Regions from separate parts of the Homo sapiens genome. Here regions 2 and 3 are each linked to region 1. A link is a loop called in an ENCODE intact Hi-C map of the cell type or tissue named here. Cell type or tissue: endothelial cell of umbilical vein. All regions are shown on one strand. Each heading gives the region's core, and the rest is flanking DNA. Links, peaks and the distances in the headings are about the cores only.

The links. Peaks named below come from ENCODE experiments on the same cell type or tissue, not always from the same donor. Only the 100,000 strongest peaks of a DNase experiment are listed, where the experiment ranks them.
Region 2: a loop joins it to region 1, with 14 times the contacts of the local background. A loop is called at or near these places in 35 of 110 quality-filtered maps.
Region 3: a loop joins it to region 1, with 2.6 times the contacts of the local background. A loop is called at or near these places in 6 of 110 quality-filtered maps.

What each region holds. Positions count from the first base shown.
Region 1 is chr16:70,766,901-70,774,900 of GRCh38, reverse strand. VAC14 (VAC14 component of PIKFYVE complex) reads left to right here. Exons shown (of 19, transcript NM_018052.5): 10 at 2,729-2,792. VAC14-AS1 (VAC14 antisense RNA 1) reads right to left here. Exons shown (of 6, transcript NR_034083.3): 5 at 5,958-6,055; 6 at 1,650-3,293. Among named protein-coding and RNA genes, the nearest start is that of TRG-GCC3-1, 7.4 kb to the left of the region's middle. In endothelial cell of umbilical vein, for the core only: a CTCF peak has its summit at 3,634 (motif pointing right); a DNase peak (open chromatin) is centred at 3,610.
Region 2 is chr16:70,525,031-70,535,504 of GRCh38, reverse strand. SF3B3 (splicing factor 3b subunit 3) reads right to left here. Exons shown (of 26, transcript NM_012426.5): 2 at 8,779-8,918; 3 at 6,306-6,632; 4 at 4,588-4,760; 5 at 2,885-3,026; 6 at 85-197. The coding sequence starts at 8,848. SNORD111B (small nucleolar RNA, C/D box 111B) reads right to left here and starts at 6,006; the gene lies at 5,906-6,006. RefSeq lists an enhancer at 10,408-10,474. In endothelial cell of umbilical vein, for the core only: a CTCF peak has its summit at 5,881 (motif pointing left); a DNase peak (open chromatin) is centred at 5,934; H3K4me3 peaks cover 553 bases; H3K27ac peaks cover 738 bases.
Region 3 is chr16:70,567,741-70,578,214 of GRCh38, reverse strand. It overlaps SF3B3 (splicing factor 3b subunit 3), which reads right to left. Exons shown (of 26, transcript NM_012426.5): 22 at 9,720-9,932; 23 at 9,074-9,172; 24 at 8,066-8,209; 25 at 7,016-7,120; 26 at 547-6,542. The coding sequence ends at 6,402. Among named protein-coding and RNA genes, the nearest start is that of SNORD111, 35 kb to the right of the region's middle. RefSeq lists an enhancer at 2,474-2,543. In endothelial cell of umbilical vein, for the core only: no CTCF peak of the experiment used is centred there; DNase peaks (open chromatin) are centred at 1,594, 4,294 and 5,764; H3K27ac peaks cover 5,469 bases.

The DNA of each region.
Region 1 (8,000 bases), core at 1-8,000:
GGTGGCGCGCCACTGTAATCTCAGCTACTCAGGAAGCTGAGGCATGAGAATCATTTGAACCCGGGAGGCGGAGGTTACAGTGAGCGCCAAGATCATGCCATTGCACTTCATCCTGGGTGACAGAGTCAAACCGTATCAAAAAAAAAAACAAGGAAGGAAGGGAGGGAGGGAGGGGAGAGGGGAGAGGGGGAGAAAGAGAAAAGAAAATTTTAGTCAATAATGGAGGAAAAGGGGAGACAGAAATCACCATCAGGCAAATTCCACAGTAATATTTGTTATAGGCAAGCTCCAGCCCTGAGTGCTGCGGTCAATCACTGGGGACATGTTTGAGGGAAAACAGAATATTTTTCCAATCTTAAGTATCTTCCCCCAAGTTATTTATTAATTACAAACAGAAAAACAGTAACCTTACAGGGGAGAAACCCAGCAGACACTGTGCGTCAGGCGATGAGGTTAACGTCACCAGTAATGAGGCTAACAGACAACACGTTCCCCCGATAGGGTGCACTGAGGCGCAGCACTTCCGTGACATCCCTCCAATGATGCGCAACTCCCTACTCGTGAGAAAACGTGAGACCAACCCAAACGGGGAGACATTCTGCAGAGTGACCAGCGCTTCAAAAGTGTCAAGTTTATGAAAGACACACAGATTGAGGGGCTGCAACAGATTGGAGGAGACAAAGAAGACAGTTTAGCTAAATGCAGTGTGAGATCCTGGAACAAAAGGCCAGGAATGGAAAAACTCGTGATGTTCAAATTAGGGTAATCATTTAGTTAATGGTAGTGTATCGAAGTTAACCTTCTGGGTTTGATCATTGAACTATGGAGCCGGGCATGGTGGCTCACGCCTGTAATCCCAGCACTTTGGGAGGCTGAGGTGGGTGGATCACTTGAGCCCAGGAGTTTGTAACCAGCCTGGGTAACACGACAAAACCCCATCTCTACTGAAAATACAAAAAAAAAAAAAATTATCCGGGCTTAATGGTACGTGCCTATAGTCCCAGCTACCCTGGAAGCTGAGGTGGGCTCAATCTCTTGAGTGCAGGAGGCGAAGATTGCAGTGAGCCAAGGTTGTGCCACTACACTCCAGCCTGGGCAACAGAGCCAAGACTCTATCTCAAAAAAAAATAATAATAATAATAATTGAACTATGGGTATGTACAATGTTAGCATTAGGGGCAGCTGGCTAAAGGGTATAAAAAGAATTCTTTACTCTTTTTGCAACTTTTCTGTACATCTAAAATTATTTCACAACTACAAAAAATTAGTATCAGGAGTCTGGAATTTTTTCCTATAGCACCTCCCACCCCAAGCACTGCAGGACTGCCAGCCCCCTCTTCCCTCCTCAGTGCAGTGAGAGCTGTGGCCAGTGCCTAGACGGGGACTGAAGGCGGAACAGGATCCTACCAGCAGCTTTCCAGATCTAGAACATCTTGGCTCTTTAGGAAACTTGATTAGATGCCAAAAGAAAAAGGTTGGAATTTAAAGGTTATTCCTTAACTGAGAAAAATAAGTAGTCGATGCCAGGTAGATGCTTTTCTACCCTGGGTTATATGATGGTAAGTTAAATACTAAGACAGGTATTGAGTTGGCCACTTGGAGGAAGACTCGGGCACAGACACAGTGCAGTCACAGTCCTTTCCCCAAAGTCATTTTTTAAGCCCTTTATTGAGATAGAATTCATGTACCACACAATTCACCCAACATCAAGTGTACAATTCAGTGACTTTGTAGATTCACAGGGTTATGTAACCATCACCACAATCAATTTTAGAATATTTTCCGTGCCCTTGAAAGAATCCATTAGCCATTATACCCTATTCCCCCGTCTCCTCCAGTCCTAGGCAACCTCCAGTCCATTTTCCGTCTCCATAGGTTTGCCTGTTCTAAACACTTTCGAGAAAGGGATACAATATGTAGTCTTTTATGACTGGCTTCTTTCACTTAACACAATGTTTTTAAAGTTCATTTTTATGGCGTGCATCAGTACTTCATCCCTTTTTATTGCCAAATAATAGTCCATTGTATGGCTATACCACACCTCATTTATCCATTCATCTGTTGATAGATATTTGGGTTGCTTCTGCTTTTTGGCTATTGTAGATAATGCTGATGTGAACATGATTGATATACAAGGTTTCATGTGGCCATAAGTTTTCATTTCTCTTTGGCATATACCTAGGAGTGGAGCTGCTGAGTCATGTGGTGACTATGTTTAGCCTTTGGAGGAATGGCCAGACTGTTCTCCAAAGCAGCTTGCACCATTTTACATTCCCACCAGCAATGTACGAGGGTTCCAGTTTCTCCACATTCTCATCAACACTTGCTATTATTTGTCTTTTATTTTAGCCATCCTGATGGGTGTACAGTAGTATCTTGTGGTTTGGATTTGCATTTTCCTGATAGCTAAGGATGCTGGGTATTATCTGTCATTTTAAACATCCATTCCCCTCAGGCCAGTGATCCCTTCTGAGATTTGACAGATGTGTTTAGCACTGGTGTCCCCTCCTTGTGAGATCACTGTGACTACAGACTTACAAGCTTGGGGACTATCGAGAATGACTGGGCGTTGGTTGGGTCCTCAGGGCTCCAGAGCCATGGTCCTTTTGAAGAGCCTGAATCAAGGTATGGGGCTCTGGAGAGTTCTGTGTGTGCTTGTCACAGGGGTCTTGTTTATTCAAGAGAGCCAACAGCCTTTCATGACCCCTTGTTCCTCTTCCTCTCCCAGGAGGTCCAGATGGTTCCTGTGACTCCAGCTTCAGTAGCGGCATCAGTGTCTTCACTGCAGCCAGGTAAGTGGCTTGTTTCAGCCAGAAGGTTTGTGGAAAGCGAGCGGCCTAGATCTTTCCTGGATGCGGGAGACTACAGCAATGACCCAAGGCAAATTCTACTCGCGGCTGCTGCTTTTGGGACACCCTCGTACACAAAAGAGTTAATTGATGAAGGAATCTGAAGGACACTGAGCAAGCCCACCCCACCCAGGCTTGATGGATAGATAGGGCGGATTAGAAGCCACTGGGGGCCAGACATGGTGGCTTATGCCTCTAATCCCAGCACTTGGGGAGGCCAAGGCAGGCACATCGCTTGAGCTCAGGAGTTTAAGACCAGTCTGGGCAACATGGCGAGACCCTGTTTTTACTGAAAATACAAAAAATTATCTGGGCCTGGTGGCGTGTGCCTGTAGTCCCAGCTACTTGGGGAGGCTGAGGTGGGAGGATCACTTGAGCCAGAGGTTGAAGTGAGCTGAGATCACACCACTGCACTCTAGCCTGGATAACAGAGTGAGACCATGTCTTAAAAAAAAAAAAAAGGAATGAAAGAAAATGGATTGTTCTTACTTATTTTTAAATATTAAAAAAAAATTAAGCTATTGGAGGTCAGTAAACGCAAGTTATAATAATAAAAGTACAGCTAATACATGGTGACTGCAGTGAGACACAGTTGCCTTGACTCATCGCTGTCTGTTTGTCCAGGATGATGGGGGGCCAACAAGACCCACAAGGGGAAGTCTGTTCAAGGACAGCCTGAGCATGGGCAGTCATTAATCATGTCCAAGATTAAGGATAAATCACCGGCCCCAGGAGCTGTTGTCTCCTGTGCGCCCAGGTCAGCTGTAATGGCGCAGTCTTCCACATGGGGGCAGTGCAGACCAGGCAGCAAAATAATTCTCTTCCTTGGGGCTCCCTCCATACTCCCTGCAAGGTGAAGGGACTCCCCGCGGAAGGTACTGTAACGGTTCTGCCCTGGTCTGAGTCCCCTGGACTTGCCCCATGTCACTTTTTCTTTGGGTGACCTTGGCATCTCTGGGGCTAGAGTGGATGGTGGGTCTCATACAGGGGTTTCTTTCCCCTGAACTTGACAGTGAACCTGGGCCCTGGGAGAGCCAATCACTCATGAAGAGAAAGTGTGCACTCTACCCCAAGAGGCTCTTCCCCCCAGACCCCTAGCTAGGGTTCTTCCCTCATCGATGTCATTTGTGAACTTATCCTCATCCCTCAGCACCCTGAGCATGTTTTCCAAGCACGCAGGTGCAGCCGTTTATGAAATGTACCACTAGGAGTCCCCTACGTTGATGGAGGAGATCAGCGAATGTTGCCATTCTCTCCTTTTCACATAGCTGCCACGCGTTCCAGTGCACCTGCCTGTGCTCACCCCTGTAGGCTCCAAGATAAGAGCTGGCCCCTGAATGTGTCCCTGACCTTCATTCATTTACTCCAGTGGTGAGGCAGAGAAGTAGCCAGGAAGTTACTGGAAAGAGGAGTGATTGATGTGAGGGGTGAAGTTACCAGAAAGGGAGGGCCATGGTGCCTGAGCCCAGGCAATGAGAAGACTGGCTGGGAATAACAGCTAATGCCAGTCAACATAGCCAGGCTTCCAGGGCCCCAGCGCAGTGCTAAACCTTTACGTCGGATCCTTCAGCTTTGTCTGAGTCTCGTGGGGTCAGTAGTATTACTTTCATGGCAGGGACGAGAAGGGAGGAAGAACGGGGCTGCTCTGTGGACAGTGGATCTAGGAGGGGCCCGGTGGATGCAGACCCGCTAGGGAGCTGTCACCGTTGTCCCCATCAGAGGGGATGGGGGCTCAGGCTGGGGAGGAGCAGCATGTGGAGAAAGTTGGGTGGGTTTGAGCTCTGTGTTGAGAACCACAGGACTCACTGATGGGTGGGATGGGGTAGGCAGGAGAGAGGTGAGGGAAAGACTGCCTTCTAGAAATTTGGTGTGAGCCAGACCCCCGCTATCCTAGTGTCATTTGCACACCAGGGCTGGAAGGAGGAGCAGGTGTGGGTGGGGTGGTCAAGAGCTCGTTCCAGGTGGCTCTGAGCATCCCAGGAGAAAGGGGGAGGCAGACTCAGGTACTGGGTCCTGGAACTCGGGGAACGGTCTGGACAGACATGCGAGGACTTGTGTATCCTGCAGAGGGCTTAGCTTTTGCGCTGGAGGCTGTGGAGACAGTGTCACAAGTGGGAATGGCAGGATCTGATCTGGGATTTAAAAGCCTCCCTCTGGCAGCCAAAAGCCTGTTGTAGACTTGTCTCTGTAATCTGGGCTATGGGGATTGAGGGGGAGGTCGGGGAGGTCTAGGAGAAGGCAGAGGTAGGCTTAAGCCATGGGCTGCAGAGGGGCACCGCTGTCCGCTGCCTCGCTGGGGAGACTGTGCTACTGTCGGCTGGGATGAGCCTACAGGAGCCCTCAGTTCTTGTGCCAAGGCCAGGAAGTGCTAGACTGGACGAGGGTTTTGGTTTATACTTGTCATTCAGGAGCCAATGCCAAATCCTACCTAAAATCCAAACCATCCTACCTAAAAAACCAAACAAGAACAAATGATCTAGTGCTTCCTGACTTTTGGTGACAGAGATCCCCACGTGGCAGCTGCACAGTCAGTGTCACCAGCTGTGCTCAAGAGCTGGGCACCTTCAGAGTTGTAAAACCAGAGCCAACATGCCCGGGCTCCAGCCCACCACCTTCTTCCCACAGCGGGTATTGACACAGTGAGACTGAGCTTGGACACGGGTGGGATCGTGCAGAGTTGCCAGGTAGCCAGACCCACCCTGTGATTCTTCAGCTGCGCCGCTTGCCCAAGGCACCACGTGAGGCCACCAGTTTCACTCAGTTCAGGTCTGCCCAGGGTGGTGGCCAGACTGGAGACTCCTCCCACGGCAGAAAGGCATTCCCACCTGGCTGGAAACTGCCATGGTGGTGGCAGTCCTGTGCCTCTGAGTGGCCATTGACCCTTGGAGAGCCTGATGAAAGCTATGGACCCTCTTCCAAAAAAAATGCACATCCACAGCTGGGCACGGTGGCTCACGCTTATAATCCCAGCATTTTGGGAGGCCAAGGCAGGTGGATCACCTGAGGTCAGGAGTTCGAGATCAGCCTGGCCAACATGGTGAAACCCCATCTCTACTAAAAATAAAAATTAAAAAAAAAAAAAAAATAGCCAGGCGTGGTGGCACTTACCTGTACTCCTAGCTACTTGGGAGGCTGAAGCAGGAGAATTGCTTGAACCTGGGAGGCGGAGGTTTCAGTGAGCCGAGATCGCGCCACTGCACTCTAGCCTGGGTGACAGAGCGAGACTCTGTCACACACACACCAAAAAAATGCACATCCACATGAAATTCTGAATTCACTTTCAGGGGTTCAAGGATCACCATGGAAGCAATCCTTGCATCCCAGATTTTTTATGAAAGATTTCTCACTTGGACCGAAACACAGGGAGAATTAACTGACTAAACCTGAGAGCAGAAGCTGTCTTCCCCCTCCCTCATCTCCCCTCTTCCTGCGATACTCGGGAAGCCCCTGGTGGCCCCAGGCTTAGCCATGGAAGAATGCCACCTGGAAAAGCAGCAGGTGGTGAGGTGGCTGTAGGTCTGGGTTCCTCCACCCTCCAGAGCATGGGAAATACATGGGAGGTGGAAAATTGGACTCCCCAGGGAGAGGTGGAACGTGAAGGAACCCGGTTGGAGGAAGCATGCTTGCCAGCTGAGGAAAGGGTTAAGAGAGAAATGTCTCCACTGGGTGTGTTCTCTCTCGTGACTGCTCTGCCTGGTGGAGCCAACTGCCTGGATTCATGCCCTAACTCCAGCATGCCTGGCTGTGGCCTTGGTCAAGTAGCGTGATTTCCCCCGCCTCAGTTTCCTCATCTTTAAACTCAGTATAATGATAGTACTGACCTCAAAGGGATATGGGGCTTCAGTGAGTTAAAGTATGTAAAGAACAGCCAGGCACAGTGGCTCACGCCTGTAGTCCCAGCACTTTGGGAGGCCAAGGCAGGCTGGTTGCTTGAGCCCAGGAGTTAGAGACCAGTCCAGGGCAACATGGTGAAAACCTGTTTCTACAAAACATACAAAAATGAGCTGGGTGTGGTGGCACATTCCTGTAGTTCCCACTGCTTAGGAGGCTGAGTTGGAAGGATCAGTTGAGCCCCGGAGCTTGAGGGTGCAGTGAGTCATGATTGTACCACTGCACTCCAGCCTGGGTGACAGAGCAAGACCCTGTCTCAATAATAATAATAATAATTTTTAAAAGCTTTTTAAGTATGTAAAGAACATAGCATGGTGCCTGGGCCGCAGAAAGCACTTTACACACTTTAGCTACAATTGTTATTACAAGAACCTTGTTATTATCCCCATCTTACAAATGAGGAAACAGACCCAGAGAGGTTAACTTCTTGCCCAGAGTCACTCAACTAATTAGTAGCCAAGCTGGAATTCAAGCTAGATCTGTCTGACTCCAGAGCCCGTGCATTTAACTTTATTAGTTGCAGTTGGAGAGTTCCACTTTTGCAGTTGGCCTCCCTAACTCATTTGATTTAGGAGTTCTCAAACAGGTGTTGTATGAAGTCCCCACTATGAGGCTCAGGCTGTTGCCAAGGGTCATGATGTCTTCAGTGACACCAGCTCTCCTGGTGTAGCTAGCTGCCCTGTAAATAAGCAGGCAGAAAGTTCTAGAAATCAGTATTTCCCAGCTTGTAGCCTCTGCTGATTGAAAAAATTTATAATTATCTGTATTTTAAAGAGCAAGTTCAATTTCAGAAGCAATTCTATTTTTAGATTTACCTTTCTTCTGATTTGATTAGAGATGTAACCCGAACACTGTAAAAAGTTAGACGTTACAGAAATGAAGTGCTGTCTCCCTGAGAGAACAACTGGAACTTATTATTATTTATTGGTAATATCAGAAGCATTATTCAGTAAATCTATATTTTAATAGTCACAGCAGCGCCATGCATTTGGAAACTGTAGTACGCGTATGTGTAAGACATTCATTATAAGATGCTTTATGAGAAAATGCTCCATGAAAATGGAATTTTGCAGACACCTTGAAATAACTCAGAAGCCCCCAGGAGTGACTCGTCTAGACTTTTTGGAACTGATGCAGAAATGTATTTTAAACTGAGTGAGCTCCCTCTGTTCTTGATGGGTAAGGTAAGCCACGACAGCAGGGTGCTACCTCTCAGGCTCCGGCCCAGCAGCTGGGGAACTGAGCACATCATGCAGTGTG
Region 2 (10,474 bases), core at 2,352-10,351, 240 kb after region 1:
CTAAATTGGTAACAAACTAAGAGACTACACTGTAATCACAAAAATTAAACACAAATCTCTCTCTTCTTATATCAAAGATCTTACCCGCCTCCTGGGAATTGGACAGCGGATATCTGGCTGGTCACCAAAGTTCTTGTAAGTAATATAGTTTTCAGAGCAGATCAGTACTCCACTTGGACCATCTGACCCTCCTGGAACTGTGAGAGAAAATAAAACTTAGCAGTGACTTTGACTCAGACATGAATTTCTTCAGCTTTCAACTCCTCCTCTCTTTCAGCACAACTTGATGATGGTAATGTGCCTGATGCTAAGAAACATTTCATGTGTTTCTCCTCCCTTATGTTCATGGTAGATAAGGATGAAGCACAGTTTGTGTTTACATGGAAGGTTTGGTCTCAGCCTGGATAACGTATCCAAATGTTTACCTCCAAGCCCAAATGCAGTTCTCATCTTCAGACCCCATCTTCAGACCTATAATACATCAAATCACCTACTGGACATGGACCTTCCACCGGTATTTTTAAAATACAGTGTGTTCAGGCTGGGCATGGTGGCTCATGCCTGTAATCCCAGCACTTTGGGAGACCAAAGGCAGATCACCTGAGGTCAGGAGTTCGAGACCAGCCTGGCCAACACGGTGAAATCCCGTCTCTACTAAAACTACAAAAATTAGCCAGGCATGGTGGTGGGCGCCTGTAATCCCAGCTACTCGGGAGGCTGAGGCAGGAGAACTGCTTAAACCCAGGAGGTGGAGGTTGTAGTGAGCCAAGATCGTGCCACTGTGCTCTAGCCTGGGCAACAGTGCGAGATTCTGTCTCAAGAACGTAAATAAATAAAATAAAAATAAAATAAAGTAACAGCATGTTCATAAACAAACTCAAGTTCCTTCCCAACCCTGCTCCACCTCCTAGATTCTCCACCTTAGAGAATACTACCATCAACAGACCAAACCAGACACCTGAGTATAATCCTTCAATTCTCTCTCCTCCCAAAGCCCTATTGATTCTACCTCCTTAGCAGCTACCAGTATCTCTTAATGTCCTCATCAGTCTCCCCTCTTACAGTCTTAATATCCTCCATTTCATTAGCCAAAATGTAAGCAATTAATCTTTCTAAGGTTGTCAACCTATCAGATTATTTCCCTACTTAGAATCCTTCAGTAGCTTTCACCCCACCCCTACTCCTACCCCAGTCCCTTAATAATTAAATCATAATGAGCTTTTAATTATTTGAATGGACCATGTTATTTCTTGTATTTAGGCTTTTGTAAATGCTGTTCCCTTTGCCTACAACTGAAACTTCCTCTCCCACTCCAACTGCACCTAGCTAACTTCTAACTAGCCCTCAGATCTCAGCTTAGAGACTCCAGCAAGCTTTCTGTAACACATTCGTTTCCTTTCCCTGTTTAGGGAACCTCTTCTCTGTGCTGTCATGGCATTTGGCACAGTTTCTGGTAATTGTTTTGGTTATTTATCTGTATTCACCACCAGACTCAATCTTGCACAAAGGCGGCACCACGTCTAATTTTTCACCACTGAAGTCCCAAGATCCAGCAGACTGACTTAGCACATACTGACTGCAAAGGCTCAATAAAAATGTGTTGAAAGAATGAAAAAGCCCTTGTAAATGAAAGGTATGGTAATATGTTACAAGTAATGAGATGTGTGATCAAAAATTCATCTGCTTAACGTATTAACAAAGGTAAGTGCTGTCCTTTATTTTTATTCTCCAGTATCTTCCCCAAACAACATCTTATTTTAGACATCAGTTGAAGTGCAAATGATTCAAAATAGAACTAGATCAGTTTTCCCCAAGCCTGCTGAAATGCAGATGACCACAAATGTAGCTGTACTCATTTAGTCTTTTAATATAATCAATTAGTAACGTGTATTTTCCAATGGTGAACTGATTTCCAACCATGAAAATATTTTCCATTTTTTAGCTCCTCCAAAAACGTTACTTAGCTATGTGCATTTAAAACACTGAATCTGATTTGCTGGAATGTTAGCTTTTCCTATCTACAACCGTATGAACTAGCCTGCAAATTTTTTTTGTTACTGTCCATCCCTAGTTTTGATACTGTAGTCATACTAGACTCAGAGAGCGGCACAGTAGCATTTACTCTTTTTCTACTCTAGAGAAATCTGTTTTACTTTTTTTTTTAATATTTACTTTTTCATTGAGACAAGATCTCACCTTGTTTCCCAGGATGGTCTCAAACTCCTGAGATCAAGTGATGCTCCTGCCTCAGCCTCCTAAAGTGCTAGGGTTATAGGCGTGAGCCACCATGCCCAGCCGAGAAACTTGTTTTAAAACGGAATACATATATGTCCCTCAACAAGAAGATAAAAGCTTTCCTGAAAATCCTGGACCTCAATCTTTTGGGAGAGTGACTTTGGACTACTGCTTCAATTTCTCTAACGCTGGTCTATTGAAGTTCTTAATTTATTTTTGGATCAATCTGGTAATCGTCTTCAAAAATATTTCTATTTTGTTTAAGTTTTCAAATTCACAAGTTCCATCTTGTGGGGTCTGTCCATTTTGTTTGGCTTTTGAAAGAGTTAGGTTTGAATGAGAGGCAAAGACTGACTACAGCCAAACTGTCACAGCAACTAACAGTAATCAATATTCCAAGCTGACTGCTCCCTTCAACTTCTCTTCCCTGCCCTCAGTAGAATATGAGTTATTAAGGAGCTAGGCAGTCTTTATCCCCAACACTTTTTAAAATCACTCCACCACATGAACTTCTAACCTGTCCAAAAGATAAGGTATTCAGGTTCACAACAAATGGATTAATTCCCAAACCCTTTAAGTAAAACCTATTAGGTTTGGGCATAAAATGAACCAAGTAAAAGGGTACAAAGCAGCTCTGAAAGAAAAGTACCTGTAATAAGGAAGTTGCCGTGTTCCTCCAAAGGTTCACTGTATTTTCGGACCACATGATTTAAACCAAGGTCTAGCTCATAGAAAGTAAGTGTCTGCTGGGTATTAGCTGCTGCTTCCCCTGTTGGATCATTGTCTGCTTCCTACAGAGAATAGTGGCATAAAAACTAATCATCAGCATAAAATCGAAGATCTGGAAAGGACATCAGGACTCCAATTTACAAATGAGGAAACAGAAGTCCACAAATGTCTTCTTTTTTTTTTGGAGAGACAGGTTCTCACTATGTCACCCAGGCTGCAGTGCACAGAGGTATGATCTTTTTTTTTTTTTGAGACGGAGTTTTGCTCGTTGCCCAGGCTGGAGTGCAATGGCACGATCTCAGCTCACCACAACCTCCACCTCCCAGGTTCAAGTGATTCTCCTGCCTCAGCCTCCCGAGTTGCTGGGATTACAAGCATGTGCCACCACGCCTGGCTAATTTTGTATTTTTAGTAGAGATGGGGTTTCTCCATGTTGGTCAGGCTGGTCTCGAACTCCTGACCTCAGGTGATCTGCCCGCCTCGGCCTCCCAAACTTGGATTACAGGCGTGAGCCACTGTACACGACTGCAGTGGTACAATCTTATCTCACTGCAGCCTAGAATTCCTGGGCCTCAGGCTCCCAAGCAGCTAGGACTATAGGCACATGCCACCACACCTGGCTGACGCCAAATAGTTTGACAAAGTTTATGCTATAAGATAATGGCAGAGCTAGAACGAGAACTGCAATCTCCAAATTCTGGATCCAGGGAGCTCTCTACTAGAGGATACTGCCTTCCGTTAAAGGAAAACAATAGTATGTTCTGTGAAAAAATACCTTAAACATAGCTTCAAGTTTTTCATGAAGCTTTTCCCAATAAATATCTTGTTTCCATAGGGAGATTACTTAAATCAGAGAAAGACTATTAAATAGTTGCTTAACCTCTGAAGCATCCCAAAGAATTTCAGTAAGGCATTTGGAATATGAAGATCTGCTAGCAGGACAGAATTAAGATATGCATAAGGGGCTGGGCCTGGGTGAGGTGGCTCAGGCCTTATAATCCCAGCACTCTGGAAGGCTGAGGTGGGCCAATCACCTGGGGTCAGAAGACCAGCCTGGCCAACATAGTGAAACCCCATCTCTACTAAAAATACAAAAATTAGCTGGGCGTTGTGGCAGCACCTGTAGTCCCAGCTACTCAGGAGGCTGAGGCAGAGGTTGCAGCGAGCTGAGATTGTGCCACTGCACCCCAGCCTGGGCAACAGAGCAAGACTGTCTCAAAAAAAAGAAAAAAAGGTATGCACAAGGAAGAAAACGATCTTTTCGTTTTTTTTTGAGATGGAGTCTCACTCTGTCGCCCAGGCTGGAGTGCAGTGGCGAGATCTCGGCTCACTGCAAGCTCCACCTCCCGGGTTCACGCCATTCTCCTGCCTCAGCTTCCCGAGTAGCTGGACCACAGGCGCCCGCCACGATGCCCGGCTATTTTCTTTTTGTATTTTTAGTAGAGATGGGGTTTCACTGTGTTAGCCAGAATGGTCTCGATCTCCTGACCTCATGATCCGCCAGCCTTGCCTCCCAAAGTGCTGGGATTACAGGCGTGAGCCACCACGCCCGGCCGGAAAACAATCTTAAAAAAAAACACTGAGGTGACTGAAAGAAACGCAAAGAGACAGGGTCCCCATTACCTCATAATCCATTTCCAGACAAGCAAACATTGGATTTTCAAATCCGACATCTACTCCAACTACATGATACACTAAAGTGTTTGCTTTGTGGGCTTCCAGGGGAGATGAAATGGTAAGTCGGGCTGCAGCATCTCTGTTCAAAATATACACCAATTTCTGTTTCTCAATGGCACCTGTAGTTGAAGGAGATAAAACATACAAGATTCCCAGATAATGAGAAGAGAGACTTATAGAACAGCTAGAGTCACATCATGCTTTTCTTTTAATCATTATTAACAGCAGTAACTCTACAAGTATAAAAACTCAGGATTCTGTTTTCTATCATCAGAATAGCACTTTGGGAGGCTGAGGTGGGTGGATCACCTGAGGTCAGGAGTTCAAGACCAGCCTGACTAACACAGTAAAACCTTGTCTCTACTAAATACAAAAAATTAGCTAGGTGTGGTGGTGCATGCCTCTAATCCCAGCTACTTGGGAGGCTGGGGCAGGAGAATTGCTTGAACCTGAGACGCAAAGGTTGCAGTGAGCTGAGATCGCACCACTGCACTCCAGCCTGGGCAACAAGTGCGAAACTCTGCCTCATTTGAAAAAAAAAAAAAAAAAGAATAGACAATAGTGGAGCTGGGCACAGTGGCTCAAGTCTGTAATCCCAGCACTTTGGGAGGCCAAGACAGAAGGAAGGATTGCTTGAGCCCAGGAATTCAAGACCATCCTGGGCAGCATTGTGAGATCCCCATCTCTCTCTTATTTATTTATTTATTTATTTATTTATTTATTTATTTATTTATTTTTGAGATGCAGTCTCACTCTGTCGTCCGGGCTGGAGTGCAGTAGCGCTATCTCGGCTCACTGCAACCTTTGCCTCCCGGGTTCAAGCGATTCTCCTGCCCCAAGTAGCTGGGATTACAGGCACCCACCACCACACCCAGCTAATTTTTTGTATTTTTGGTAGAGACTGGGTTTCACCATGTTGGCCAGGCTGGTCTCAAACTCCTGACCTCAAGTGATCCTCCCACCTTGGCCTCCCAAAGTGCTGGGATTACAGGTGTGAGCCACCGCACCTGGCTGAGACCCCATCTCTTTTAAAGATAAATAGCCACCGTGCCCGGCTGAGACCCCCATCTCTTAAAAATAAATAAATAAATTTTTTTAAAGACAATGGCATCATTGTGGCCCCCTTCTTCCTAATACAGGTCTTAAATATCCCACTAACTAGTCAAAATTTTTTAATGAGTCCTACATTTAAGGATACTGAAAAACAGTAATTCATAAAATTATCATTAGCCTTATTCTCTGAAATAGATCTAACGATTTATGACTGCCCTCTAGAGGCCTGATCAGACACACAAAAATTTTCTTCAAGAATTTATCAGAGAAGAGACATGAATGTGAATCATCACTTCAGGCTGATGAAAGCAACGATATTCACTGTCTAATAACATAAGATCATTTCATTGTAGTCTTTTTGCCAAAGAAAAAGAAATTGAAAAACACCCATTTCCAACTAGATGGGAAGTAGAAAGGTGTGTTAAGATTTTTCCCATTGTTTTAAAAGAAAATGCAACTCTTTTAAAAAGGAAATGCAACTTTAAACCTAGAGTAAATCCAAACATGATGCCAAACCCACATAAGTAATTAATTGGCACTGGCACACCACCAAGAGCACAGCATTGTTATCCTAAACTAGGCATATACAGCAAGTAGAGTAAATCACTTACTAATCATAACGGCTCGCCCTTTGGGATCCACAGCTAAGAACTGGCCAGGAACGATGCGACGGCATCCACTCTTGCCAAAGGTTTCTTGGTGAATCTTCTCAAACATATTCTTAGATGGCTGGTATTCCAAAATAACAATTCGACCAGAGTCACTGCCAACTACAATGTAGTCTTTGGTGCCACCTGTCAGCCTAAAGGCCATGAGTGACCGGATAACACCGAATACTTCCACAGTGAGTAGGGTATGTACTTTGCCAGTGTTGGGGTCTGGGCGAAGCAGCTCCAAGATCTTCCCACGGGAAACAACAATTTCTTGTTGTTTGGTTCCTAGATCACCAAAAAATAAAGATCATAAACAACCAGAACCCAGCCTGGCCACCATGGTGAAACCCCGTCTCTACTAAAAATACAAAAATTAGCCAGGCGTGGTGGCACATGCCTGTAATCCCAGCTACTCGGGAGGCTAAGGCAGGAGAATCGCTTGAACCCAGGAGGTAGAGGTTGCTGTGAGCCAAGACTGTGCCACTGCACTCCGGCCTGGGCAACAGAGCAAAACTCCGTCTCAAAAAAAAATTAGTCAGGTGTGATGGCCTGTGCCTCTAGTCCCAGCTACGTGGGAGGACAGTTTGAACCCAGGAGTTCAGAGAATGTAGTGGGTTATAATCCTGCCATTGCACTCCATCCTGGGAAACGCAGCAAGATATCGTCTCTAAAAAAAAAAAAAAAAAAAAAAAAGGCCACGCACAGTGGCTCACACCTGTTATCCCAGCACTTTGGGAGGCTGAGGCAGGCAGATCACTTGAGGTCAGGAGTTTGAAACCAGCCTGGCCAACATGGTGGGATCCCATCTCTACTAAAAATACAAAAATTAGCCAGGTGTGGTGGCACGTGCCTATAATCCCAGCTACTCCAGAGGCTGACACAGGAGAATCGCTTGAACCTGGGAGACGGAGTTTGCAGTGAGCCGAGGTCGCACTACTGTACTCCAGCCTGGGCAACACAGCAAGACTACGTCTCAAAAAAAAAAAAAAAAAAAAGAAAACTTCTCCATCATTTTAGATAAAAAGGAAGACTGAATTGGAAAAGGAATTTGAAAGATAAAATTAGTATTAAAAATGTGCTTTCAGCAGGGCACAGTAGCTCATGCCTGTAATCCCAGCACTTTGGGAGGCTAAGGTGGGTGGATCACGAGGTCAGGAATTCGAGATCAGCCTGGCCAATATGGTGAAACCTCATCTCTACTAAAAATATGAAAAATTAGCCGGGCATGGTGGTGCACGCATGTAATCCCAGCTACTCAGGAGGCTGAGGCAGGAGAATCGCTTGAACCCAGGAGGCGGAGGTGGCAGTGAGCCAAGATCACACCACTGCGCTCCAGCCTGGGTGACAGAGCAGGACTCTGTTTCAAGGAAAAAACAAAAACAAAAACAAAACAAACAAAAAACAAAAACAAAACAAACAAAAAACAAAAACGTGCTTTCAAAAATTCTATCCAAACTCCAGCTGAGATTCATTGCATTACATAGTGAAGTCAGTCACAAATCTCCAAATTCCCATATACGTATTTCCTTAATCAAATGCAGCAAAGAATAACTAAATTACCCAAATGAAGACTCAAACCCGCAGGAAGAGCCATAATGAGGATCAGAGAAAATAACAACATGAAATATGAATGCTGTGTGGTCAGTTAGGCTGCCTCTCAGTACCACATTAAGTATTCAGTACCACATTAAGTATTCAGAGTTAAACCTCAACAAAATTATGTCTTACTCTACACAATCATGAACCTCCTGCATTACTTGGATTGACTCAAAAATGTTAAATCTGCAAATGGCAAGAAAAAGTTTTTATTTTATAAACATTAGTACCTCACTTTCAGTAACTTTGTATTTCCTAATCCAATATTTGAAATTTCACACAATTCAAACCTAGCCTTAATCCATCTTTACAAAAATATTCCCCACATGGTAAACGTAAGCAAATTATCTGTTTCTATGCAGACAGCACTCCCTACCTAAACTGCATTTTCCCTTTTCTCTCATACAAAAGTTCTATCTCTTCAAGCACCAAACCAAGGTCCAACCTTCCCTTTATTTAAATTACTCTCTGATAACCAGACAAACACCTTCAGACATTCTTTTTACCCAACCTGATGTCAAATTCAAGATCAAAGATCAGGTCTTACACATCTCAGTATGTCTTACAGCAATAGGCACACGACTTGGCACTAGGTAAGCAGCCAAGAAAAGTGTGCCCTGACAAGAATCATTACACAATTTGTGAACTAGGAAATGCATCTGAAATAGGTAACAGATAATGCACCAGAACTTAACACCTCATCTCATAATTTGAATTGTTTACATTTACCAACAACTGTTTTGTCATAAATGGAAAACATTTCCTGCACAAGAGACTAAGCAAGATATGTATTAATTCACTTAAAATTTCAAAAGATGGTAACGAGAGAACTTACCAGAAAAGTTTCCATGAATGGCAAAGCTGATGCCAGTGGCTCTCTGCAAGGTTAAGTTGTACAGAAACATGGCTGCAGGAAACCTGAGCCACCCAGACCTCCAGGCCTTGGTTACACCAACAGTACGGAGTCCAAGAAAGCTAAGAAAACAGAAAACAGAAAAATAGCTGGGAGACTATTACTTCAACAGACATTTCTGTATGGGAAATTCTGGATGAAGACAGCAGAACCAGCAGAGCAAGCCCTATTAAGAAACAACATATGTGACCGGGCGTGGTGGCTCACGAGGTCAGGAGTTCGAGACCAGCTTGGGCAACACAGTGAAACCCCGTCTCTACTAAAAATACAAAAATTAGCTGGGCATGGTGCTGTGCGCCTGTAGTCCCAGCTACTCGGGAGGCTGAGGCAGGAGAATCGCTTGAACCTGGGAGGCGGAGGTTGTGGTGAGCCAACATCATGCCACTGCACTCCAGGCTGGGCGACAGAATGAGACCTCATCTCAAAAAAAAAAATAAATAAATAAAAAGCACGGGACCTTGAGAAATCCAAGGTCATTAGTATAGAATTAACATACATATTTGATTTTATTGTTAAACGAGAAGAGAGAATTATGAGTAAACGTCCTCATAAATAACTTTCTGGGCTGAGCAAAAGCAGGGTGGCAAGATCAATGCTCCAGGCTAGAAATGGGTCCTGAGAGATATAAAATTTTCTACTTGAGACTAAGGTATATCTTTTTTTTTTCCTTTTTTTTTTTTTTTTTTTTTTTGAGGCGTCTCAATCTGTCGCCCAGGCTGGAGTGCAGTGGCGCCATCTTGGCTTACTGCAAGCTCCGCCTCCTGGGTTCACACCATTCTCCTGCCTCAGGCTCCCGAGTAGCTGGGACAACAGGCGCCCGCCACCACACCCGGCTAATTTTTTGTATTTTTAGTGGGGTTTCACCATGTTAGCCAGGATGGTCTCGATCTCCTGACTTCGTGATCCGCCCGCCTCCGCCTCCCAAAGTGCTAGGATTACAGGCGTTGAGCCACCGCGCCCAGCCCATAGACTAAGGTATATGTTTAACGTTCTAGGACCACAGTAAAACATGAACGAAAAGGACCGATGTTGAAAGACCAGGGAGTGGAGAAACAACAAAAAAAGCAAAAGAGAGGAAGCTAGGAGCTGCTTCTGAATCCCTGAACAGCTCCCCGCAAGTTACTTTTCATATTTTGTAGCTGATCAAAACAGTCTACTTTCCCCTTTCCTTATAACTGATACAATCCATTACAAACCTTTGGAATTCATTTTTTCCCAAATCTAGTTGGATTCAGGTTCTCCAGCGACACCTTAACTTTGGATCGTGGAGGAAGGTGCATTTCGGAGGATCAGTCCAGTACTAGAAAAACTATATACGAGGCCAGGCGCAGTGGTGGCTCACGCCTGTAATCCCAGCACTTTGGGAGGCCGAGGCAAATGGGTCACTTGAGGTCAGGAATTGAGACCAGCCTGGCCAACACAGTGAAAACCCCTCTACTAAAAATGCAAAAACTAGCCGGGCGCGGTGGCACACGCCTTTAATCTCAGCTACTCGGGAAGCTGAGGCGTGAGAATAGCTAGAACCAAGGAGGAGGAGGCTGCAGTAAGCCGAGATCAAGCCGCTGCGCTCCAGCCTGGGCGACAGCGAGACTTCGTCTCAAAAACAAAACAAACAAAC
Region 3 (10,474 bases), core at 1,208-9,207, 200 kb after region 1:
TCTGTCAAGTTTTCATAGCAGGCTTCCTGATTTTACTAGACTGCATTTGGATTCATTAGGGATGGGCCAGTGGGGGAGGATAGGAGAACGGCTGTGTTCAAAGCCTCAAACTATCCAAGAGGGGAGTCTGTAGTGTTTCACTGAATGTGAGCACAGAATCCTGGATTTAGGAACCCCTTATTAACACCCAGTCTTCCACAGCCAACCTAGTCTGGAGTGCTGACCTTGCTGGATGCGGTGGCTCACGCCTGTAATCCCAGCACTTTGGGAGGCCAAGGCAGGCGGATCACCTGAGATCAGGAGTTCGAGACCAGCCTGGCCAACATGGTGAAACCCCATCTCTACTAAAAATACAAAAATTAGCCGGGCGTGGTGGCAGGCGCCTGTAATCCCAGCTACTCGGGAGGCTGAGGCAGGAGAATTGCTTGAACCCAGCAGGCAGAGGTTGCAGTGAACCAAGATCACTGCACTCCACCCTGAGCGACAGAGTGAGACTCGGTCTCAAAAATAAAAAAACAAAAAAAAGAAGAAAAAGAAATGCCAACCTAGTGACAATAGTGCGCTTTATTCCGAGTGCCAATGCATGCCACAAGTAGTTGTTCATGAAATGTTTTCTCAATTGGATCGACAAAACTGGATTCCTGGTTTTGCCCTGAACTTGCAACAGGACAATAATGCCCACGCTGGAATGTTCCAGGCTAACTCCTCACCCGTCCCCAAGGCAGTGGCCACACAGGTCACACACACTCTCTGCAAGGCCCTGCTGGAAAACTCTGCCAAGGCGTTGATTCATCCGTTGGGCAGCTAGTGGGAGGGCAGAGTGGGTGGAGGTGATGGGGGCACAGCCACAGGATCTCACTGGGGCCTCACAGAAGCCTGAACACCGCACGGTGCCCTCTCTGGGGCCTCTTGGCTTGGAATGATGCCCCTTTCTTTCAAAGCATCACATATAGGACAGCAGGTCCCCCAGATCTCCCAGGGCCAGAGCCCCAGGTCAGCGGACAAGCCTCAGAACCCCTGAGCACTCAGTCATGTGCGTTTGTGCTACCATGACCCCAGGAGACCGGTTTTTGTTTTTTGGTGTTTTTGAGACAGGTTTCGTCCTGTCATCCAGGCTGGAGTGTAGTGGCGCAATCACAGCTCACTGCAGCCTCAAACTCATAGGCTGAAGTGATCCTCCTGTCTCAGCCCCCTAATTACTGGGACTACAAGTGTGCACCACCATGCCTGGCTAATTTTTGTATTTTTGGAGAGATGGGGTTTTGTCATGTTGCCCAGGCTGGTCTCAAACTCCTGGGCTCAAGGGATCCTCCTGCCTCAGCCTCTCAAAGTGCTGGGATTACAGGTGTGAGCCACCATGCCAGGCCCAGTAAATCAGTCTTATTCTACCAATTTACAGGCAGGAAACCAAGACTATGCTTAGAGGCTAGTGAGCCCAGGTCATCTGACTGTATACAGTGCTCTCTTCATGGACTTTGCTGCCTCTTGGCATTTGGCAGGTGGAATCTCGTTTCTGATTGCTTTATGAGGGCAGCATTGCCTTTCTCCAGTTACATCATCGACTCCCTAAAGCTGAGATTCCCCAGTGTGTCCTCATAACAGCTGGAGGCCCTAATAACCCACAGGAAATGGTAGTACTTCCCTTGACCATCACGTGTTACTAGCTTATACACATATACTCACGGCTCCAAATTAGTAACTTCTAAGCCTAAACGCTACCAAATGACCCAACTGAAAGCACCTCTCCTTTCATTATGAGACTGCAGTCAGAGAAGGGAGCAAGTTCTGCTGAGTGGACCTGGGAATTTAAAACTTGACTAGGCTCTGGAAGGCAGAGTGAGAGGTGGGAAACTGAAGGGGGCTTGCCTCTGGGCACCGCCAGAGATGCTGCATACGGGGGTGGGGTGGGGTAGGGTGGGGCTAACAGGGCCCCTCAGCTATTCCAGATGGGCTGGCCCAGCTCCTTTTCCAAATCTGAAACTTCCAAACCTGGTTTTCTTTGATATTTTTTTTCTTCATTTTGAACAAGCAGCAATGTTCATTGTCCATCACAGCTACTGATCATAACACTGGACTGTGAAGCAGACACATGCCCAGACATCACCAGCAGACTCTTTTTTTAAAAAAAAAAAAACAGGGCTTCACGCCCGGCTTTTTGAATTTTTTGTAGAGATGGGGTCTGTTTCCTAGGCTGGTCTTAAACTTCTGGGCTCAAGCAATCTGCCTGCCTCTGGCCGCCCAAAGTGCTGGGATTACCAGGCATGAACCACCGTGTGAATAATTGGGAGCAGACCCCAGGAATCTGTTCTGACAAATGAAGAGGGTTCTAATATCCCACTAGGATTATGAGCCACAACTACAGGTTTCCTACCATTTCCTGACCTAAAACCCCTGCTGCCCACTCCCCACCTCTTCATTTTTCAGACTTGGGACCTTCTGATTTTTCCTGAAGTCCCAAGGTTGTGGCTGAGGAAATCAGATGCAGGCTGCAGGCTCTTCTGAAACTGGTGGCAGGCCCTCTGGCAGACTCACCTCACCACCAACCTCACAGCGACAGAGACTGCCTGGTTATAAACTCTCCTCCAACCTCTGGGTGCAGAACAGAGCTGGGAGGTGGTGGTTCATGGTAGGTGCCCAGTAAACGTTTGTGGAAGAAATGAGCGTAGCAGCCTCTTCTAGTGGGTCAGCATGTCTCCTGATGGCTTAAACAGCTCCTGGCCAAGTGCAGTGGCTCACGCCTGTAATCCCAGCGCTTTGGGAGACCAAGGTGGGTGGATCACCTGAGGTCACGAGTTCGAAACCAGCCTGGCCAACATGGTGAAACCCCATCTCTACTAAAAATACAAAAATTAGCCAGGCATGGTGGTGCATGCCTGTAGTCCCAGCTACTTGGGAGGCTGAGGCAGGAGAATTGCTTGAACCCAGGAGGCGGAGGCTGTGGTGAGCCGAGATTGTGCCTCTGTACTCTAGCCTGGGCAACAGAGTAAGACTTCATCTCAAAAAAAAAAAAAAAAAAAAGAAAAAAAAGAAAAAGAAAAAGAAAAAAAAGAGAAACAACTCTTGGTTGTGCTGGTTCAGACTGGTGTGTAGCCTACACCTGCCCATTTCAGTTCACCTGAACTTCACAGGGTGTGTTGGGCTACCAGATCACTCAAATGTCAATCAACCATGGCCAAGCAGGTGTTTTAAGAGTCCCTATCTTGTCCTCGAGAGCCATCTATTCCTTTCCTCCGTTGTGACGTTTTTTGGACCAGGTTTGATTTCAGCAGCAGAGATGTTTCTTCTGAGCTCTACATATAGCCCTTGAAAATTAATTTTAAGGGTGTAATAAAATATTCACATACAATATTCCATATGCAAATGAGCAAGTGGATGACTCAAACACATGTCATTTTTACTTTGAATAGAAAACAGAATTTAGAGGCTGGGCATGGTGGCTCACGCCTGTAATCACAGCACTTTGGTAGGCTGAGCTAGGTGGACCACTTTAGGCCAGGAGTTCGAGACCACCCTGTCCAACATGGTAAAACCTTCTCTACTAAAAATACAAAAATTAGCTGGACGTGATGGCACATGCCTGTAGTTCCAGCTATTTGGGAAGCTAAGGAGGATCGCTTGAGCTCAGGAGATAGAGGTTGCAGTGGGCTGAGATCGCACCACAGCCCTCTAGCCTGGTCAAGAGAGAGAGATTCCATCTCTAATAAACAAACAAACAAAAAAACAAGAATTTATGACCAGGCGCAATGGCTCACACCTATAATCCCAGTGCTTTGGGAGGCCAAGGCAGGAAGATTTTTTGAGGTCAGGAGTTCGAGGCCAGCCTGGGCAACACAGGGAGACCCTGTCTCTACAAAAGTTTAAAAATTAGCTGAGTATGGTGGCACACATCTGTAGTCTCCCCTACTCTGGAGGCTGAGGTGGATTGCTCGAGCCCAGGAGTTCAAGCCTCAGTGAGCTATGATCACTCCACTGCACTCCCAGCTAGGCAAGAGAGAGAGACTGTCTCTAATAAAATTTTTTTTAAAAAATTAAAAAATAAAACAGAACTTAGGAATTAAAAAAAATTTGAAAGCCAGACTGATCCCATCTGAATGCCTTTCTGGCTTTCCTCTAACAAGCTCAAGAAAGGCAGCAGCGTGGGAACAGCACACATTCTGGGGACCAGCACTCTCCCTGTGAGACGAGCCTTTTCCAGCGCCGGCAGCTGTCTCACTAGCAATACATTTACACTAACCAAGAAAAGCAACATTCCAACTAGAACCCCCCTCCTCCAAAGGAATGCTATTCTTGGCAAGAGATCTTCCAAAGGAAACATCTGCAGAACCTCTGCCAGTAAGGTCAGGGGAAAGCTGAGGCAGCTAAAAACTTTTCAGTCCTAGGATCCAAGTCACAAGGGCTTAGCAATGGAACAGGATGGAAGCAAACCCAAGGGCAGATCCCTCTGTCTGAGTTCTGCAGCAGCCTCTGATGGGTTTTGCCAAAGCTGGAGAGAGGTCTCTATTTACCTGGTTGCTCAATCAAACCACAGGAGTCAATCAGGTCCCCTTAACAATTACACAGATGGGACTTGTCATTGAGTCACATCCAATCTAATTTTAAACTTTTGTAGGTCCTGCAGCAACAACTATGAAAATTCCTTTCCACATATTCAAGCCCAAATCCTTGTCCTAGCCCTTCCTCTTAACAGAGAACAAGCAAGCTGATGGGCAGACTTCCAGAGGAAGCTCGGTGGTGACAACTCCTGATTCCATAGATTAGGTTTTCCTTTCTTACATAACCCCCTACCTTCTGTACGGAGTGTATGTATTTTAGTCAAACTTGAGTTAGAAAAGAGGCGAGGAGCTGCTCAAGTATCTACGCTGAGTTCCTCAGATGACTGCATGTCAGTATCACACAATTTGATAGAATGGATTTAGGGCCACAGGAAAAAATGAGCCCTGAAATTAGGTTTTCAAAATCTAATTCAGAACTACTGTCTACTATGCAAATTCATGAGCTAAGTGAGAAAAAAACATGTTATTTAGGGATTCGATTCCTGGCAAAACCTGGGTCTCTCTTGACTGATCTAAAACCAAGTCATGATTCAAGAGATACTTAGTTCCAGGAGACAGTGTCACAGTGTCAGGAACCCTCTGTTCTGGGCTCTGAGAGGTTCAGATTGTATTCCACCATTCCTGATTCTAACCCAGTGCTCACCAGATCATTTGCTCAATTTAGATGGCTGAGCACATGCAGACGAAAGAAAGTTTTACATTTGTGAAGTATTGAGAACAGTGAGCTCACTTCTCCAGGTTCAAGGCGCAAGGACAGCCTGGAAGACGAGGGCTTCCCACACAACTAAACAGGAGGAATTCTCAGGGGTGGGCTGGAACATTTCTGGAACTGGGCCTCTTCCACCTAACAGGCTCTCATTATACCCTAAAGGCCCTCTGGAACCCACCTGAGATGGGTGCTGCAGACAGGCCCCACATATACACAGTTCTCAGGGGCAGGGCAGTATCTAGGTTCTTCTGTACTGACCCTTCCTATGGTCCTATGGAGCCAAAGATCGCTTTAGGTGCTGTATCAGTAAAAGGGGCATCTGTTAAGACTCCCCAGCTAGAATTCATGCTAAAATCCCCATACTAACATCCTCAGAGTAGAAGAGGAGGAAGAATCAGCCACCCTTCCTCAATACCCAGTGGGAAGAGGGGTGGGTATACACATGGTTATTGAGGTCATGTTTCATCAGCACAGCAAAAAGAACCAGGAAAAAACAAAGAAACCACCACAGACCTGGGGGTGGGGAGCCACAGAGTGCCGCAAGTCCAAGTCGGTATCTGGAAGGAAGGAGTCTACTCAGTTCTTCCTGCTCTAACTTGGGTTCAAACCTCCCACCTACATCCTCATCTCCAGAACAAGACACATGGATGCCAGTCACCTTAAAAACTAGGTTTCTATTTCTGGTTAGATTCTAGAGCAGTGGAACTCAGGAGTGATACTATACCCTACCCAGTCCCACCACAGCCTGCCTCCTTCCTCCCACAGAGATAACATTGTACAAAACTGTATTTACAAGAAAACCAATTAAAAATTAAGGGTGTGTGCAAAAGTAGACAGGAGAGTCAAGACATATCAATGCAGGGATGGCTTTGGGGAATGGGGGACTCAGGTTCTACACTGGAACCTGGGGTCATGTATCATGTACCAGGTGGGGAGAAGTGTAGCAAATCTCAGTGCCAATTTGAGGGGAAGCCAGTCATTCCAGGAGAAGAGCTGAGGGGAAAGAGCTGTTGACTTTCATAATGCAGTCTTAATTATCCAGTCACCCTCCTGCCACATGGCAGAAGCCAGGTGGCAGTGATGGTGGTGGGGGAAACAAAACACACAGTCTCTGGCAAGCCCCACCGGGAAAGGAGGGCTCAGAAGGCGTAGCGGGTCCGGATATCCTCGAGTTTCTTGGACACTTCGGGTGGGGTTCGGTCCAGTTCTTCAGAGACGTTCTTTTGTTTGTTGGGTTCCATGGAATTGAACTGCTCACAGAGGTCTCCATCAATCACATTCTAAGATATGGAGAAAGCAGAAAGAAAAAAAATGGTGAGATGCCCAAAGAAAATGGCACATGCTAAAGCAGCACTTGTAGGGAAAGCTGTTTTTATTTTTTAGTTTTTGAGACAGGGTCTCACCCTATCATCCGGGTTGCAGTGCAGTGGGATAATCTTAGCTCACTGCACTCTCAAAATCTGGGGCTCAGCCTCCCGATTGGCTGGGACCACAAATGTGTGCCACCACGCCCAGACCGGGAAAACTTTTTATTCTCCACTCGATACTTGAACCCCACTTGTAGATCCAGGAACACTATCTTAAGTTGACTCTTGGTACTCAGAGTTCAGATTGGCAGAAGCAGGTGAAGCCTTTGCTCTGGCTGTGGTCTGCCCTGAGGGGAGCACCCTCCCTGGTACTATTCCCATCAATCCACTCCCTGTGCTGCTCCTTTCTCAGATCTCCCTTTTCAGCTCAGATTCCCCCAACCTACCTTCACAGGGAAGTAGTAGGAGCGAAAGCTGAGGTGGTCCCGCCCACAGAGAGGGGGATGTTCAGACCGCAGGTGCATTTCCACATGCTGGAAGAAGTCATGGTCCTGGCAGAAGAAACAAAAAATCTGTCACTGAGAAGTGATTTCAACTAGTCTAGAGTTTCCACAAGCACAACGAACAGACAAGCCATTCATTTTTACTACACAAACACACGGGAAATATCTAATCACTTTCTGATAATCACAGGTTTTTCTGCTACAACACGATAGTTAAACCCCAAAAGGAGACCACATGTTGTCTGCAGTGCAAGAGAGAATGCCACACATAAAGAATGGTTTGTGAGGTCAGATTCCTGATCCCAGCTTCCTTGGCTGGAATAAAACATGCCAAACTCTGGCAAACCTAGAGTTGATTCCATATGGCAGTGTGTGCCCCAGGAGGGATCATCCCATCAATCCTGGCAATCCTAGTCTGTGGAGTCCAGTTCTAAAGCTCTGGGCTCAGGCTAACCTTGTAAACTCGCATCAGACTGAAGCAAACCCTGGGACACTATAAAAACAAACGGCCTGGCCGGGCGCGGGTGGCTCACGCCTGTAATCCCAGCACTTTGGGAGGCTGAGGCAGGCGGATCACAAGGTCAAGAGATCGAGACCACCCTGGCTAACACGGTGAAACCCCATCTCTATTAAAAATACAAAAAATTAGCCGGGCATGGTGGCGGGCGCCTGTATTCCCAGCTACTTGGGAGGCTGAGGCAGGAGAATGGCGTGAACCTGGGAGGTGGAGTTTGCAATGAGCTGAGATTGCGCCACTGCACTCCAGCCCGGGTAACAGTGAGACTCCGTCGCAAAAAAAAAAAAAAAAACCAAATGGCCTTCCCTGGGTGCGGGAGAATCAAGATTCCTATCTCCCCAAGTACTTCTGTCACTTTATAATTCCCAGAACATTATTAATTATATGTGGGGACAAATGAATTTGACCTCTTAGGTAGATCCAGCACCAAGAAACAACCTTAAAAGTCAAGGCCAGAGTAATGTGGGCGCTCTCACCTCATGGGACGTGAATGGCACAAGGATGCCAATTCCTCCAGACAAGGTGGTATAGACAAGTGATTCTGAGCCTCCAGGGATCAGCGTGGTCTTCTGCAAGGACAGCACCGTCTCCCCGACATGGTAGTTCATGATCACCTCTGCCTGTGAGTCACAAACAGACTAGTGACTGTGTGCACCCTCAGGAGCCTCCCTGGACTCCCAAGGGCAAGCAGTGCTCCCTAAGGCACATTTCATCATCTATTAACATCCAAAAATTATTATAGAGGCCAACGTGGGAGGATTGCTTGAGCCCAGGATTTCAAGACCAGCCTGGGCAACACAGTGAGGTCTCGTATACCCATACCCACAAAATCTGCCAGGTTTGGTGGCATGTACTATAGTCTCAGCTACTCAGGAGGCTGAGTGGGAAGGATCACTTGAGCCCAGGAGGTGGAAGCTGCAGTGATCTGTGATTGTACCACCACACTCCAGCCCGGGCGACTGAGTGAGACCTTGTCTCAAAAACAAACAATAAATCCAAAAATTATTAAACCCTACAAATATTTTAAAATTCTCACATTTACTTAAAGCTTAATGCCTCATAAAACATGCTAAAGTTACTGTTCATCATTTCTTACGATAAGAATCATTTTGTTAAATTTATCAAGCTTGCCATAAAAAAGGAAAACACAAAGAAAATTATAGAAAACAGCAATCACTAGGCTTGTCTTCTAAAATAGATTTGCCCGAAAGTCCAGAGATGCTCTATTAAAGCAGCACATGCCTACAGGAGAAAGTAAAGCCCAGGACACACCTCAGAGCAGAGGACTGGGAATGGACTCTCTCTAAGAAACTCGCTACTCTCCAAGGAGATTTTTTGCAGATTGGTAAGAAAGGACTGTGGACGGACAGCACTCAGCACAGTCGTGTGCACTATGAATAATTCACCAAAGGCAATTTCTTCAGTGAGGGCAACAGGAAAAGTGCTAAGCAGTGTTCTCCCTGGGGCCCATTCTGCAATCTTACCTTCTGGGAGGCCCCATTGAGCAAGCCACGGTCCCACAGGGCTTTGTTTCCTGTAGGATCCTCATCTACTTCATCATTGGTGTTAGGTGGGAGCCTCACCTACAAGGAAGTGACACAAGTCACACTGCTGGGGCCCGGACCTGCTCACCTGAGTCACCAAGCAACAGGTCTGGCCAGGTCTTTGCAAGTCAGCCACAGGGGCACTGCCTAGACAGAGGCCTGAGCCCACGTGTCCTGCACCTGCTCTGGTGGGCAGGAGCTGTGTCTGAGGAGCAAGAAACTCAAAAGAATCGACCCATGAGCAAGAGTTTAACACAGCTAAGGGTAAAACCAAAACCACACAACATAGATAACAGACATTCCAAAGTTCTTATAAAATGTAAAAAGAAATATTAGCCATTAGCTCAAACTAAACCTATCATTAAATCACGTTCAATAGGGAGGAGGGAGATAAACCACAGAGAAAAATCCAAAAGACTAGTAAGAAGGCTTAAAGAACAGATTGCTTGTAGAGTTAGCTTTAGTAGGATGGAATTTTATATCCATTTTTACTTCTCAGATTTGATTCCTCCTTGGCTTTACCCACAAGAAACTGAGCCAGCTTTCCTACACATCACTGTAACCCAAGTTAACAACATCAACTCACCACACATATGTTGCCAAACTTGTCTGCCCCAGCCACAGTGTCATAGTCCAGGAGGCTGGCTGTAGTGACCCATCGGGGGTAGGTATCATCAGCAAAGATGATAAGCTGGTTTTCATTACGCTTGTAGCGAACCCAGATGAAACTTTCTTGGACATCAGATACAATTACCCTATGTCCGATAGTCTGGATCCCAGAGATATAATTGGCAATATGCTGGGAAAAACAAAGACAATAGTGATGGTGGGTGTAATCTTGGGGTTCAGAACCCAAAGAAAGCCCAGCTTTCCGTATGACATACGTAGGGTCAGCAGAACAGCAAATACCAAAAACCAGCAGTTAGCAATGAATTCTAGGTGGGAAAAAAGAGCCAAATAGCTTTTAATATAGTGCAAATATATGCCTAACTCTCACATTTACTTTCCTTATAGAAGCTAGCAAGATAGAAAGCTGGTTCTTGTTTGGTAAGTCAAGAAATGAGATCCCTCTACTCCTGCTCCTCTCAAAACTCAAGGGCCGGTGCGGTGGCTCACGCCTGTAAACCCAGGACTTTGGGAGGCTAAGGCGGGTAGATCATGAGATCAGGAGTTAAGAGACTAGCCTGGCCAACATGGTAAAACCCTGTCTCTACTAAAGATACAAAAAATTTGCCAGGCGTGGTGGCGCGCATCTGTAATCCCAGCTACTTGGGAGGCTGAGGCAGGAGAATCGCTTGAACCCAGGAGGCGGAGGTTGCAGTGAGCCGAGATTGCGCCACT